2 separate regions of the Homo sapiens genome follow, and region 1 is linked to region 2. The links are chromatin contacts, found by Hi-C in ENCODE. All regions are on one chromosome and are shown on one strand. Each heading gives the region's core, a stretch centred on a gene start or an enhancer-like site at or near the end of the contact. The rest is flanking DNA. Distances are from core to core; before and after follow the strand shown.

Evidence for each region. Hi-C counts contacts between places; a loop is a spot of excess contacts on that map. Pooled maps may share reads with other maps.
Region 1: a map of mammary epithelial cell shows a loop between it and region 2 (2.8-fold over the local background). The contact joins the enhancer-like site here to the promoter of PRICKLE2 in region 2. A Hi-C loop is called at or near these places in 1 of 168 maps with a recorded cell type or tissue (mammary epithelial cell) and 1 of 50 pooled maps.

The regions. Positions count from the first base shown.
Region 1 is chr3:64,325,207-64,328,719 of GRCh38, forward strand. No RefSeq gene overlaps it. Among named protein-coding and RNA genes, the nearest start is that of PRICKLE2, 100 kb to the left of the region's middle. Within about 2 kb of position 2,030, at least 13 of the 41 ENCODE cell types and tissues checked have a DNase peak (open chromatin) inside an H3K27ac peak, as active enhancers do.
Region 2 is chr3:64,223,729-64,226,786 of GRCh38, forward strand. It overlaps PRICKLE2 (prickle planar cell polarity protein 2), which reads right to left and starts at 1,738. Exons shown (of 8, transcript NM_198859.4): 1 at 1,182-1,738. RefSeq lists a silencer at 1,625-1,919.

The DNA.
Region 1 (3,513 bases), core at 780-3,279, 100 kb after region 2:
GAAGCTGTCAAGGCCTAATAAAATTCCAAGTACCTATGTCAAAAATGTTTGTATCCAGAATATACGGAGAACATGTAAAACTCAATAATAAAAAGACAAGCAACGCTATTTTTTTAAAATTGGCAAAAGACATTTCTCCAAAGAAGATATACAAAAGGCCAATAAACACATTAATAAACGTTCAATATCATTATAGCCACTAGGGGAATGCCAATGGAAACCACAAGAGAGACCACTTTCCATACACTAGAATGGCTATAATTAAAAAGATAATAACTAGGACTGATGGGGATATGGAGAAAATGGAACCCTCATTCATACATAATGGGAATGTGAAACGGTGTAGCTGCTTTGGAAAACAGTTGGGCAGTTTCTCAAACGTTAAGCATAAAGTTACCATACAACCCAGCAATTCCACTCCTAAAAAAATACCCAAGAGAAGTGAAAATAGATGTACACACAAAAACTTGTACATCCATGGTCACAGTGGCATTTCTTCCTAATAGTAAAAGAGTGGAAGCAATACAAATGTCTATTGGCTGTGGCATAACCATCCAACGGAAGATTATTTGGCTTAGGTAGTAAAAATGAATGACATATTGATACACACTTGATATGGTTTGGCTGTGTCCCTACCCAAATTTCATCTTGAATTCCCATGTATTGTGGGAGGGACCCAGTGGGAAGTGATTAAATTATGGGGTCGGGTATTTCCTGCACTCTTCTTGTGATAGTGAAAATGTCTCACGAGATCTGATGGCTTTATAAGGCAGAGTTTCCCTGCACAAGCTCTCTCATTTTTTGCCTGCCACCGTCCACATAAGATGTGACTTGTTCTTCCTTGTCTCTCACCGTGATTGTGAGGCTTCCCTAGCCACTTGGAACTGTAAGTCCAATTAAACCTCTTTCTTTTGTAAATTGCTCAGTCTGGGGTATGTCTTTATCAGCAGCATGAAAATGGACTAATACAATACTACAACATGGATGAATCTTGAAAACATTATGCTAAGTGCAAGAAGCAAATCATAAAAGACTACAGATTGTATAATTCCACTTACATGAAATGTCCATAACACACAAATCTATGAAGATGGAAAGTAAATTAGTACTTGTCAAGAGCTTGGAAGAGGAAGAGAGTGACTGCTAATAGGTATGAAGTTTCTTTTTCGGGTGATGAAAATATTCTAAAATTAGATTTGTAGTGATGCTATTTACAACCCTGTGAAGATGCTTAAAAAACAGAACTGTATACTTTAAATGTGTAAATTGTATAAGTGAATTTTATCTAAATAAAGCGCCTTAAAAAATATATACAGTTGACCCTTGAACATCGCAGGGGTTAGGGGTGCTGACCCCTGGACAGTAAAAAAAACTGCCTATAACTTTTGACTCCTCAAAAATTTAACTACCAATAGCCTATTGTTGACTGGAAAGTTTATAGATAACAGAAACAGTCGATTACCACACATTTTATAGTTATATGTATTATAAACTATATTCTTACAATAAAGAAAGCTAGAGAAAAATTGATATTAGAAAATCATAACGGAGAGAACATATATTTACTATTCATTAAGTGGAAGTGGATCATCCTAAAGGTCTTCATTCTCCTTGTCTTCACAGTTAAGTAGTCTGAGGAGGAGGAGGAAGAGGATGGGTTATTCTTGTCTGAGGGATGGAGAAGGCAGAAGAAAATCTTCCTATAACCTGCAAAGTTCAAACCTGTGTTGTTCCAGGGCCAAGTGAATGTGTGTGTGTGCGTGCACACGTATACAATTATGTCTAAAGTGTTTGCAGGAAGCTTTTCCCCCTACTTTTTAATCTTTCTAGCATGAGATTTCTTTCTGTTTGCTGCAACTCAGAGATAAGTCTCCATTTTCCCTTCTAAACTTTCTACTCTAGACCTCTGGCCTAGTAGATAGACAAAGAAAGGAGACAAGAAGCATCACTCTTCTTCCTTCCAGCGTCAGTTAGTATCAAGTCACTCTGTGTTCCTTCCTCCCACACTGGGAACGTAAGCGCAAGGCACTGACTGATCAGCCAGGACCAAATTGTCCCTGGGCAATGATCACACGTACAGAATCAGGCTCGAAACTGCTCTCAGAGGCAGCTTGCCTCTGAAGCATCTGCTTTCTTAGACGAATTGGGAGTTTCAGATGAGGAAAGAAGAAGCCAGGTTTTTAAGGGATAGAAAGTGGTTTATGTGCTGCTGAGGAGAAAGGAGGAAAAAAGAGAAAAAGGAGGGGAATGGAACAGGCAGGGAGGAGAAAAGGGACATGTACAGGAGGCAGGAGCAGTCACATGATGATTTAGCCTGTCCAGCATCCTGTCCTATTCCTGGAAATAGCTGTCTGATTTTCCAAGGGAAAATGCTCTTTCTCTGCGTCAGTCCACTTGGCTTGGGTGGGGCTGAAGCTCAGCGCCAAGGGAGGTCCCGTGACCCTGGTCTCAGCCAATCAGTGCGTTCATTTTCTTTCACATCTTGATTAGTTCAGGGGTGAGCACATGACCCAACTGGGCCAGTGAGATTCAGGCTCAGGATTTCCGTTGGAAGTTCAAAGAAGAAGAAGAATCTATGAAGATTTTAAGCCAAGAGCAGCTGTCAGCAATCTAGCTAGCACAAAAAAGTACTTGCCTGATAATGCAGATAAGAGAGGAGGTTTTATCCCATGGTAACATATGGGACTCTGGGTCTAGAAGCTAGAATCCCTGACAGTTTGAGCTACTTTGTTCGTAACTCCTCTTGTGCCTCCTCTGTCCTTCCCCCCAACTTAAACCAGTTTGTATTAGTGTTCTGCCCCTCGCAATATAAAGAATTCTGCTTAACATGGAAGGCAATCAGTAGAGTTCCCCCAGTGCTTCCCTTAATGGTCACCCAGTGACAGCAACACAGTCTGTGATGGTTAATTTTATGTGTCAACTTGCCTAGACCACGGTACCCAGATATTTGGTCAAATATTATGCTACATGGCTCTGTGAAGGTATTTTTTTTTTGATGAGTTAACATTTATATCGATGGACTTTGAGTAAAGCATACTATTTTCCATAATGTGTATCGGCCTCATCCAATCCATTGAAGACCTTAAAAAGAGAAAGACTGACCTCCTCCTAAGAAGAGGGAATTCTGCCAGCAGACCACTTTGTCTCAAACTACAACTCTTCCCTGGTTCTCCAGCCTGCTAGCTAATTCTGCAGATTTCGGACTTGCCAGCCTCCATAATCACATGAGCCAATTCCTTAAAATAAATATCTTTCTCTACACATTTATGTGTGTATACATATCCTATTGGTCTTGTTTCTCTGAACAACCTCCACTAATACGCAATCAAATGGTTATCCCAAGACAACGTGCAGGATTTCAGAGTTTTAGGTAGGAAGAACACAATGTTTGCATTCCTTTCCCCAACTTTACCTCCATCTTCAACAATAGTCATACCCACTGTACACCAGGTTCTGTGTAACATCTTTTGCTTTCTTACATCAGCCTAATTCACATCTAATATACCCTTCCCA
Region 2 (3,058 bases), core at 488-2,987:
TATGTCAAAGTTGTGACTTACTCTGGAGCCCTTGGGGACCCTCATCCTGACCCATCTGTGAAAGCCATCAGCAGGCAGTAAGCCTTCTGAGGAGCAGGATTACAGCAGCCAATTTGGCCTCTAGCAAAGAGGCAAGGCTGCTTCATTTAGTTTAAGTCTCACTGAGATGGTTTAAAACACTCTTTGGGAAGAGATGTGCAGGCAAAGCAAATCACAGCCTTACCAGCTGCAGATTCAGTACACGGCAGTCTATGTCTACATATTCATGGCACACTGGAGCCCTCCCCTGACTGTGCTCATACATGCATTGATATGGGAAGCAGAACTCTCTCACTGGGGAAATAATCTATGTGCCTAAGTTAGACAAGAGCCACATTTGGACCAGCGGATGGCATCACATCTGGTATGGATCGCTAACCTCAGTGTGATTTGGCCCAGCCTGGATTATTTATGATTCATAAAAGTCCCACTGGACCCCAGCATAGTCCAAGACCACATAACAAAAAACCATGGGATTAAAAATCTGTATTTCATTGCAAGACCCCCATGGCAAATTAGTAATGCTATGATTGGTTTTCGAGAAGCCAAGAGTGAGGAGAACTAACTATGATCACTCCCTCAAGAAACCCAGCATAGAGGGCAAACCGAATCATGTGTTCAGCCAGGCTATGCAGTCATATTCTGAAGCTCTGTCACCATTTCTAATCTGAAAGCAGTGTCTAAAATTAAACCTAAATAATTTGAAAGCCATTTCTTTACCTGGAAGTCTCAGCTGAGTCCTTGTTCCTCAGATCCCCTAATGGTTTCTGACATCATGTGTTGAAATGACTACTGTACATGAACGCTATCAGGTATTTGGTCTGTTAGCCCCTTTCCCCATATTATTATGGTTTTTTAAAGAAAGCTACACTTTTAGAGAAACGCTGCTTCTTCTTAAGCATCAAGATTTAAGCGTTTCTTCAGGACTCCCTAGAGCTGTGACATAACACTTTGTAATCGAGCTTTCTAATCAGCATAGAAAAGGCAAAAGGGGTCGCAGGGCCACCAAAAATGCTACCTGGCCAAGAAAACGAAGACCCAATATCCTCCCCCAGTGCAAAGGCCCTAGATCTGGCTTTCTCATCCTCCTTAGAAAATATACTGCTGTTTAATTTGTGAATTAGAGCAAATTTCTTACCCACCTCCAGGGAGGATGAAATGCCCAGTCTCGGAGGAAGCTTCTGCCAGACCCTTGGAGCTTGTCAATTGTCCCAGTTCACTTTCTCCCTGGATCTGACTTCTAAGAACGCAAGCAGGACCTCAGGCAGCCAAAGCATCTTCTCCTCAAACCCCCTTTTCAGTCTGAACCCTTCCTGAAGCTGGCAACAGACTCAAGCCGAGCTGCTCCACATTCCCTCAGGGAAAACAGCACTGCTGGATCCAGACTCTGCTGGGGAATTCACCAAGCAAGAGAAAAAAAGTATGACTTCTACTCTTCCTCTAGATCAGCCTGAGTGCTCAGATCGCCTTCCGGAGGACCCCCAGTTTCCTCTTAACTCCCCTTCTTCATGACAATCTGAAGGAAGAAGTCATAGACTCCAGCCCAGCGTCACCAGCTGATCCTGAGCCAGACCCGGGGTGACTAGTCAGCTGCTCACAGAGCTCAAGCCACTGAACCAGGAAATGTGCTGCTTGGTCAAAAAATAATAATAACTCTCGGTGGCGCTGCTGGTGGTGCCTGAGAAGTCGCTGTTGCAGTGCTTGCATCCTCCGCATGCTAATGAAGCTGTGATGTCAGCAAGTCAGTCACGGCATCTGGACGTCCCATCCTGCTGCCCAGTGCTGAGATTTATTTACATGTAAATTAGCCTTGCCTTCCAAATCAATAATCCCCAAGCCAGGGAGAGGGGAAGGAAGCCTTTGCTGGATGCAAAGGCCCAGCTACGTAACCTCCAAATGAGCATGAAAAAAATCACATATAAGAAGAGAGGCTTTAAAGACACATGCCTATTTTTTTTCTTCTTAAAAGCTGTGCTCTTAGGTGCCAAGGTTCAGATCTGGGCACAATTATCAACCTGAGCGCCTGTTTCAGATTATATGCTGCACCAACCTAGGAGTGGAATCAGAGCACTCTTTTTTTAATTAAATGCTGTGTCAAGCCTTCAAAAATGCCTCTCCTTTTTTTTTTTCTTTCTCTTCTCTCTTCAACTTTCATTTTCGGGTGTTGCTTGTTTTTTGGCCTGAGACTATGTCACCTTTGAGTTTTTGTGCACCTCGAAATAAAGCACAAGTGACTCCTTTCCTCACGTGCTTGGGTGGTGAGTCAGTCAGCTGCCCTTTAACCCCTTACCCCAATTCCAACTGCATGCAGAAGAAGACAAAGCATAAACCTTCCCAGGGCATCTGAAGACCCTGAGACCCTCAGAGAGCATTGCTTCCATCTCCTCATTTTACAGATTAGAAAATGGAGACAACTGGAGAAAGGACTTTTCTAAAGTCACACCAGGATTTCAGCAAGGATGGGTCAGAATCCACATTTCCTAGACCTCAGATAGAGCTTTTGTTGAATACCTTTGGGGTCTCCGAGCTCCATTTTTATACACCACTAGGCGGCCTAACCAAGCAATCTGGAAGAAAGGAATCTATACATTTGGAGAGCCCTGTGTTCAAATCCTGCCTTTCCTTCCTGCTAGCAGTGTGATCTTAGGCAAGTAACTTAACTTGTGGGATCTTCAATAACCTCATCTGTACCATTCACTCATTCAATAAATATTTACTAAGCACGTACTCTATGCCATGCACAGCTCTAAAGGCTAGGTATAAACACAGTCTCTGCTTTCAAGGGCCTTATGGGCTACTGCAATTAAAGAAAGTAAAATATTGAATAGAACTATGGTGAAGATTAACACAATATCACATACTCAATAGCTATTTCTGATATTTTGAATGAAGTTAGAAAAATTCACCGAGGCATACTATCTACTAGGCTGATCACTGTTCCTAGCATCTGAGTATTTCCATGGTCATCTTTAATTGTTTAAAATCATATATTCCTTCAATGCTGCCTGTGCAGTATCCC